2 separate regions of the Homo sapiens genome follow, and region 1 is linked to region 2. A link is a loop called in an ENCODE intact Hi-C map of the cell type or tissue named here. Cell type or tissue: mucosa of descending colon. All regions are shown on one strand. Links, peaks and the distances in the headings refer to the core of each region. The heading gives the core; the rest is flanking DNA.

The links. Peaks named below come from ENCODE experiments on the same cell type or tissue, not always from the same donor. Only the 100,000 strongest peaks of a DNase experiment are listed, where the experiment ranks them.
Region 1: a loop joins it to region 2, with 6 times the contacts of the local background. A loop is called at or near these places in 105 of 110 quality-filtered maps.

Annotation. Positions count from the first base shown.
Region 1 is chr1:110,202,167-110,204,666 of GRCh38, forward strand. SLC6A17 (solute carrier family 6 member 17) reads left to right here. Exons shown (of 12, transcript NM_001010898.4): 12 at 1-36. Among named protein-coding and RNA genes, the nearest start is that of KCNC4-DT, 6.6 kb to the right of the region's middle. RefSeq lists an enhancer at 880-929. In mucosa of descending colon, for the core only: a CTCF peak has its summit at 1,006 (motif pointing right); no DNase peak of the experiment used is centred there.
Region 2 is chr1:110,448,877-110,453,958 of GRCh38, forward strand. It overlaps PROK1 (prokineticin 1), which reads left to right and starts at 2,273. Exons shown (of 3, transcript NM_032414.3): 1 at 2,273-2,412. The coding sequence starts at 2,341. In mucosa of descending colon, for the core only: no CTCF peak of the experiment used is centred there; no DNase peak of the experiment used is centred there.

The DNA of each region.
Region 1 (2,500 bases), core at 1-2,500, 250 kb before region 2:
ACCATAGTGTGCAATAAAGTGTCTGTTCTTACCAAACCCTTCTTGCCTTTCTCACCTGCTCTTGCAATGAGGGAGAGGGAAGGGTGGCCAAGGATCCTGCGGGAAGCTTTGGGGTGAAAAGCTTGGACTGGGATGGGTGGACAGGACTGCTGAGGGGGGTTGTGGGTGCTGGCTGGCTGAGGAGCAGCGCGGGGAGTGTGCACAGGTTCATATCTGTATTTTCCTATGAATTGTCCTAGGTATTAACAATGCACACACTTGTAGAGGGCCCTATTGGGGTCCAGCGATTCCACATGTCTAATTTCCTGTCATCTTTGCAACCGTTTCCTAAGGGAGACCCTTTGCTGGCTACATTTTTCCAGGTGAAACTGCATCTGAAATTAGGATGGTATTTGGTGGTCTCTTACAGGACCCTGTAGGGGAAACTCCTGTCCCACCTGACTACCAGGAAAAGCTATACTTGTCAGCCTGGCAAGGGTGGGGTGTGTGGAGGCCCACCTCAGGGAAGGACAGGGGTGGGAAGGTGCCAGTGTTGAGAGGTCTGACAGCAAGGACCAGGACTCTCTTGGGTGCTGGGTTGGGGGGGGGGTGGGCTCCCCTGGAACAGGCATATTCTAAAGTTCTGCCCCTCTCTTCAAGATAGCTATCCCTCTTGCAAACTTCAGTAGAAGGTAAAGACGAACTAGGGGATCTGACATCACCTCTGTTCTAACATTCCAGCCCCAAGTATTCATTTATTAAACACCCACTGAATACTCAGCACTGTGAAGAACGGACTGTGCTGGTGGCTGGGAAGCTCTTCTTCCTGCCTCACCCTCTAGGAGCACCGACATTGAAAGAAACAAGAAGTCTGGCTCCTGGAGGAGGCCTCACCCCCACCCCACCCAGCTCCAGGCTGGAATGATGCTGCTTGCACTCAGACGCACACAGCCAAGGACCCTGAAGGAACCTGCCATTTTCTTCTCTTGCCATAGAAAGTGTTGTTCCAGGAATAGCCACCAGATGGCAGGAAAACCTTTCTCGCCAGATCATAGTCTGCTTGCCTTCCTCTCTGTCATTTATTCCTTTGTGGGTTAGTTTATTTGTTGAACAAACATTTATTACGTACCCACCCTGGACAGGCTCCATGCCAGCTATAGATGAATAAAGATAAAATCAGCCCCTGCTGTCCTGAGTTTGGCAGAGGGAGGGGACCGGCCCTATAACTCCACATCTCCCCATGTATCTTTCAAACCAGGAAATGGCCTGGTGCTGAAAGTCACTCCTTGTCAAGTATTCAGTCTTTTGGTTGAAGGTAATGTTTTTGGTTGAGATGCAAGCCCTCTTGCCAGGAGGGGCACACAGATCCACCAAGATGCAGCATAACAAGGGCTTTGGTTCCAAGGAGCTCTAGAGTCATACTTCTCAAGTTCAAGTTCAAATGCCACCCAGCTTCCTGCTTCCTGGGAGGCCTTGAGCGAGTCATTTAATCGCTCTGAGCTTAAATGTCCTAGTCTGTAAAACAGACATAATAAATAGATTCAATGAGATAACACATGTTGGTCCAGTTATCTATTGCTGTGTTCCAAGTTACTCCAAGTCTGAGCGGCTTAAAACAACCATTCTATCTCGCAGTTTTCTGAGTAAGGAATTCAGGCAGGACTCGTCTGAGCAACTCTTCTGGTGGCAACCAAGGTCACTCAGTGATATTCAACTAGCAGCGAACTAGTCTGGAGGGTCCAAGGCAGCTGCCCTCACATTCACTCAAATGCCGGGCACTCCAGTGAGAATGGCTGGAAGACTGAGTTCAGCTGGGCCTGCCGGCCAGAGTGAGCACCTACAACTGCCTCTCCAGCATGGCTACTTGGCCAGACTTCTGACTGAAGGGCTTAGGGTCCCCAGAGAGACCATTTCAAGAGACAGGAGGTGGAAGCTGCCAGGTTTTTAAGGCCTGGGGCTGGAAAATGGCACAGTACCTCTACCATCTTCTGTGGGTCACAGCATCTGCCCAAATAAAGGGGAGGGCACACAGAAGCCCCCCTTGTTGATGGGGAGTGGGGAGAGTCTGGCTGCCCATGTAATGGGCTGATTCTAGAGTGTTAGGGATCTTTGTCATCAGTCACCTGCACATGCATGGAAGCCTTCTCCTGAGGGGATGTCAGCTTAGAGACACAGAACTGGGACACACAGCAGGTCATTTCTGGTGGGGAGGTGAGTGGTTAAGTTTGGGCCCTGGGTGGAGGGAGCAGTCAGAGGAGGATGAGAAGGGCATGCAGGAGGACAGGTGAGGCCACTGCTTCTGCCTCAGGTTTGCCCCAGGGCAGGTGGCATGAGTGGTTTGAATCATGGGTCTGTCGCCAACCATACCACCTTGGGGAAGCCACTTTAACCCTGGAATCTCCATTTTCTGATCTGTAAAAGGAGGACGACAATAAAATCTCTTCCTTAGAGATGGTATGAGGGAAAAATGAACTTCATCAGTAACATCTACTGGAATACAGTATCGACTTCTTTCCATATG
Region 2 (5,082 bases), core at 2,275-4,774:
CCCCTGCTCCAAACTCTCCAAGGGTTCCCATCACACTTGGAGTCAGGTTCCTGCCATGTCCCACAAGGCAGGCTGGATTTGGTCTTTGGCTCCTGCTCCAACTGCATCCCCTCCCATCCCGTCCCCTGGCTCACCTCACTCTTTGCTTCTCCTGGAACTGGCCAAAAAGCCCTGCCACAGGGTTGTTGCACTGACTTTTCATCCAGGCTCTGTCCAGCTCACTCCTTCACTTTATCAGTCATCTGCACAAGTGCCTTCTCAGACAGACCCTTACCACATCTAAAATATCACCACTTGTCAAGGTCTGTTGCTTTCCCTGCCTTTCTCCCCACCACCTTTTTTTTATTTTTTGAGATGGAGTCTCGTTTTGTTGCCCAGGCTGGAGTGCAGTGGCGCGATCTCGGCTCACTGCAACCTCTGCCTCCCAGGTTCAAGTGATTCTCTTGCCTCAGCCTCCCGAGTAGCTGGGATTACAGGCGTGAGCCACCACAGCTGGCTAATTTTTATATTTTTACTAGAGATGGGGTTTCACCATGTTGACCAGGCTGGTCTCGAACTCCTGACCTCAAGTGATCCGCCTGCCTCTACCTTCTAAGTGCTGGGATTACAAGCATGAGCCACTGCGCCTGGCCTTCCTTTTTAACAGTGCTCAACACAACTGGCCATTTTATTACAAATCTGTTTATTTGTCTATTACCCGTCTCCTTGACTATAGTCAAAATTACATGAGGACAGGGTTTTGTTTTGTTCACTGCTATATTCCCAGTGCCAAGAACAGTGTCTTCTATACAGTAGGCTCTCAATAAATATAGTCAATGAATAAATAAATAGATGAATACTCGCAAAATCGTATGATGTAAATGCTATTCTTATCCCATGTTATAGATAGGAAAACTGAGGCTTGGAGAGATTAGCAATATTTTCAAGGTCATGAAGCCATCGATCTGAATCAAAGCATCTGCCTCTGGGGGCTTAGCTCCCAGCTCCCGTGCTAGTTAACCTTCCTCTCTGCACTCATAAATGCCTATCAGCGTTTCAATGTGGAAACCCTAGACCCCTGTGACATTTGATAAGAAAGGTTTTGTGGATGAATCTGCTTGTGAAATACTACAAACTGCATTTCCCACTTGGTGTTTCAAACACTTATTAGCATATGAAAGGCCCTGAAAAGTTCTGCAAAAAACAAGCCGGTTTGTGTTTCCCAAATTTTTGACTGTAGAAGTCTTTTATTTGTTTATTTGTGTATTAACATATTGCAACACATACCTTGGGAAATGTTGGCTTTTATTACTGTGGAGAGAAGGCAGATCATCTGACAAAGCACTGGGAGCTCTCTCTGGGTCGTATGACACAGAGAGGGCTGGGGTCAGGGGCTTCCCTCACAGGCGGAGGGGCCATCCCGAAAGTCAACTTCCCACCAGACTGGCATCTGAGACCACCGTGTTTATACACTCACGGATAAGGCCACTCTCATGCTCACCCCTAAAACTGGAAGGCCAGTGGTGTGGCTCTGGTACCTTTCAGCCACAGCCCATACCAGCTCGGCTCTGCAGGGTACTGAGAGAGTGTGTGCCCTGTATGTTTGCTGGCTTTCTGCCCTTGGGTCATTGTACCAAGGGACACTTGCTGGTGTTCATCCTGAGCCCATGAGAGAGCAAATCCTTATGTGTGTGTCACTTAGGAACATCAGCCCCACAAGTCTGGTCTTTTTTTCCTCACTGTCTTATGGCTCCTCACTATAATTTTAACCTTTTAGAGAAATAAGGATACCACCTCACCCTCTTCTGTCTTCTCAGCTACCTCTGTGTTGAGCCCATGGTAAATGCCTAGATAAGTCTTGGTGTGAGTGAGAGGGAACCAATAATCTTGTATGTTGCATAGTTTGGTGCAGGGAAGCATAAATGGTGATGTTGCAAATCCCTTAATTCATTACCAGAGGCTTTCCTCTGCCCCAAGTAGGATAGAAGGATACCCAGAGGCAGAAAAGAACATTGAGTGAAATATACATAACTGTCTGAATCACTGCGTTCTTGGGAGAGTTAGAGCAACCGTCAAAGCCCCCCAAGTATCCATTTTTATTGGTTTTGATGTTGATTTGATGTTGTTAGAGATTCAGGTCTCATCTTCGCTTCTGAGATCATCTGAGTAACATCGGTGTTGGAGAAGGGAAGAGCAGAGATGAGGCATCCACAGGCAGCCCTGGATCCTGAGTGTAAACATCTGGGAGGAGGCGGGGGATGCAGGAGAGCCTGGCCTCCCCAGCTTGCCAGGCACAAGGCTGAGCGGGAGGAAGCGAGAGGCATCTAAGCAGGCAGTGTTTTGCCTTCACCCCAAGTGACCATGAGAGGTGCCACGCGAGTCTCAATCATGCTCCTCCTAGTAACTGTGTCTGACTGTGCTGTGATCACAGGGGTAAGTCGCCTAACATTCTCTGTGCCTTGGGTTTTGGGAAGATGTCAGGGTCTGCACGGGTTGTGAGCCCAGGAACCATGCAGGAGGCTCTGTTGGCTCAACACAGTGTGAACCAAAGGGAATGGGGAATTATGCATTAAAGGGATTGCATGCGATTTTCAGACTAGTTAGACCTCACTCTACTAAATGGGATCTGCTTTTGAGAAGCTGTGTATGAATCAAATCCTGTTTTCAATGTGTTAGCAGAGCATTGAACATTTTGAAGTTCAGTCCTTTGGTAAAGTGAAGATTCCTATTAAGTAATAAGGAATTCCTTTATAAAGTGGATTGGCAAACCTTAACTTATCTTTTGTGTGAATTTTAATTTTTATTTATGGTCTGATTCACATATTAATATTAATATTAATTTACATAGCATGTTGACTTAATTAAAGGCAGTAAGCTTAATTAAAGGTGGTAAGCTTATAAACTTCTATTGTATAAACTTAACCTCCGCTTAGAAAGGATATCTTTGAAACTCTTTCACTCTGTGCCTGCCTAGTTAGTTCTGAGAGGAATATGGGTGCCACTAACATTCAGCTGAGTGTACCCCAAAGCAAGCATCCAGATAACAAGTAGATATCCAGTCTCGAAGCAGAGAAGCAAAGGTTCAGCATATGGGCACTGTACAATTGGTTCAAAATATTCAGATCATGGTTTTCTCTCGGAAGTTTGCTTTTACCTCAAACCACCTTCAAATAGGGGCACATGATGTGTTATGGTAGCAGGACCATTCTTACTGAAGCAGAAAGCAATGCTGTACCTGAGAGCTTTCCATATAAAATCCACTGGAAGAAAAAGGTCGGGGAAGCAGGGAAACTAACTTTTAGTTCAGCCTCCACCAGCTTTTTACATGGATAGTGGAAATGTAGAGAAATGCCAAACAATTCCTGGAATTGGGTTAATTTTACCATTCACAGAAAGGACAAATTCTTTCTTTTCTCTTTTAAAGGAAAAACACTGAGTTCAAAAGAACAAATATTAAAGGCGAGTCAAATGCTTTTGAGATCCAAAGCAAAAATAAAAATAATTGTGAAGGCAGAATTATACCTAATGAAGTGTTTACACTGTAGGCTGCCCTTCTATGGGGTAGCTTGAAAATCTGGGAGGGCAAGAACAATGGAGAGAAGCCCCGGCTGCTGCGCGGTGAGGGCAGGAGCAGCGTGGTTGGCCTGGATGCCAGGCTTGCCTCACCACCCGTGCCAGCTCCAGCACTGGCCCAGAGTGACAGCAGGGCAGGCAGATCTGAGAGCGGCAGGCAAACATTTTCACGGTGAAAAGCACAATAGAGAGCACTTTTCCCTAGGTGAGGGAAACCCAGGAAAGACAGGTGAGTGGTGAGAACAGGGCAGTAAGGGGAAGTCAGGAACCCCCAGGCTCCCCACATCCTCCATGTCCTGCTGGTGTCCCACTTCTGATTTTCAGCAGGAGCCCAGGCTCCACCACCTCTACACTCCCCTGCTCCCTGGACTGTAACTGTCCCCACATCCAAGGCTTTATGATCCTTCTTCCAAGAGTGGGACAGTGATGCCCCACCTCTATGGGAGAAGAAGAGTCGACTGGGGTTTCCTTTACCCCAACCCCAAGCTTTTGTGGCCTGGCTGGGTGTGAGACGTGCCCTTGCTGGGCTGGAGACAGGCACAGCTGGGTGCCCACCACCCGTAACTCCTCTGCATGATCTGTGGAGCTGACATCCACTCTTTCCCTCTTGGGTCTGAGCAAGTAGGAGGCTTCCAGGTCCTGCCACGTCCCACACAGCAGCCTGAAGGTGCCCATAGGCTTTTATTGGAGAAGAGTGATCCAAAACCCAGCTTTGCATTTCAGCTCAGAAAAGCCACATAGCATCTCTGAGAATGGCAAGTGTGGATGCTTCTTCAGCAGGTCCCCACCTGAGTCTGGAGCAGTTAAGAGTTCTGTCTTCCCCGGCTCTGGCTTTTATTTAACGTGGGCTCATGTTAAATGTGAGCTTATTTAATGTGGCCTTCTTTACAAATGGTACCTTCCCCAAACCAGGCAGGGCCGCTCAGCTCCTGTTCTGCGATCCTCTCTGGGAATCATGGAAGTCAGTAGAGAAACCCTGGGAGAGGCACCTGTTCACTGGGGTGCTGGCCCCTCTGCTGAGGCTGGGCCACTTGAGGGCCAGGATGGGGGTGCCTCCATGCAGAGGGGAGGGACTGACCACAGTGCAGAGTCAGGGCTGGAGACTCCTGGTCCAAGGCAGCTCAGTACTGACCACCAAGGAATTTGGGCCATCAGGGTCCCTCCCACCTCTGAGAATTCTAATTAATTCAATTCCACCAGCATCCACTGAGCATCTACTTAGCCCTAGAAAAGCTATGCCTTCTAACCTCCAGCCTTGTCAGAAAAGGAGGACTGTCTTCCTTCTGAGTGGCCTCCAGGAGCTTGGAAGTTTCCTCAGATCCAGATCCAATGCCCCCCTGAGCCCTGAGCCTCCCCACGAGGGGAGCAAGGCAATAAAGTGTGGCCCAGGGTGTTCTGTTAGGCTAAGGCCGGGGGTGATACTCTCAGCCTCTTCTTGCTCCATCCTGATAAGGGCTTTTTGGATCTACCCTTCCCTTCTGCTTTCTCTTGGGTGCACTAATGAACTGTTCCCTTCTCTCTCCCTCCTAC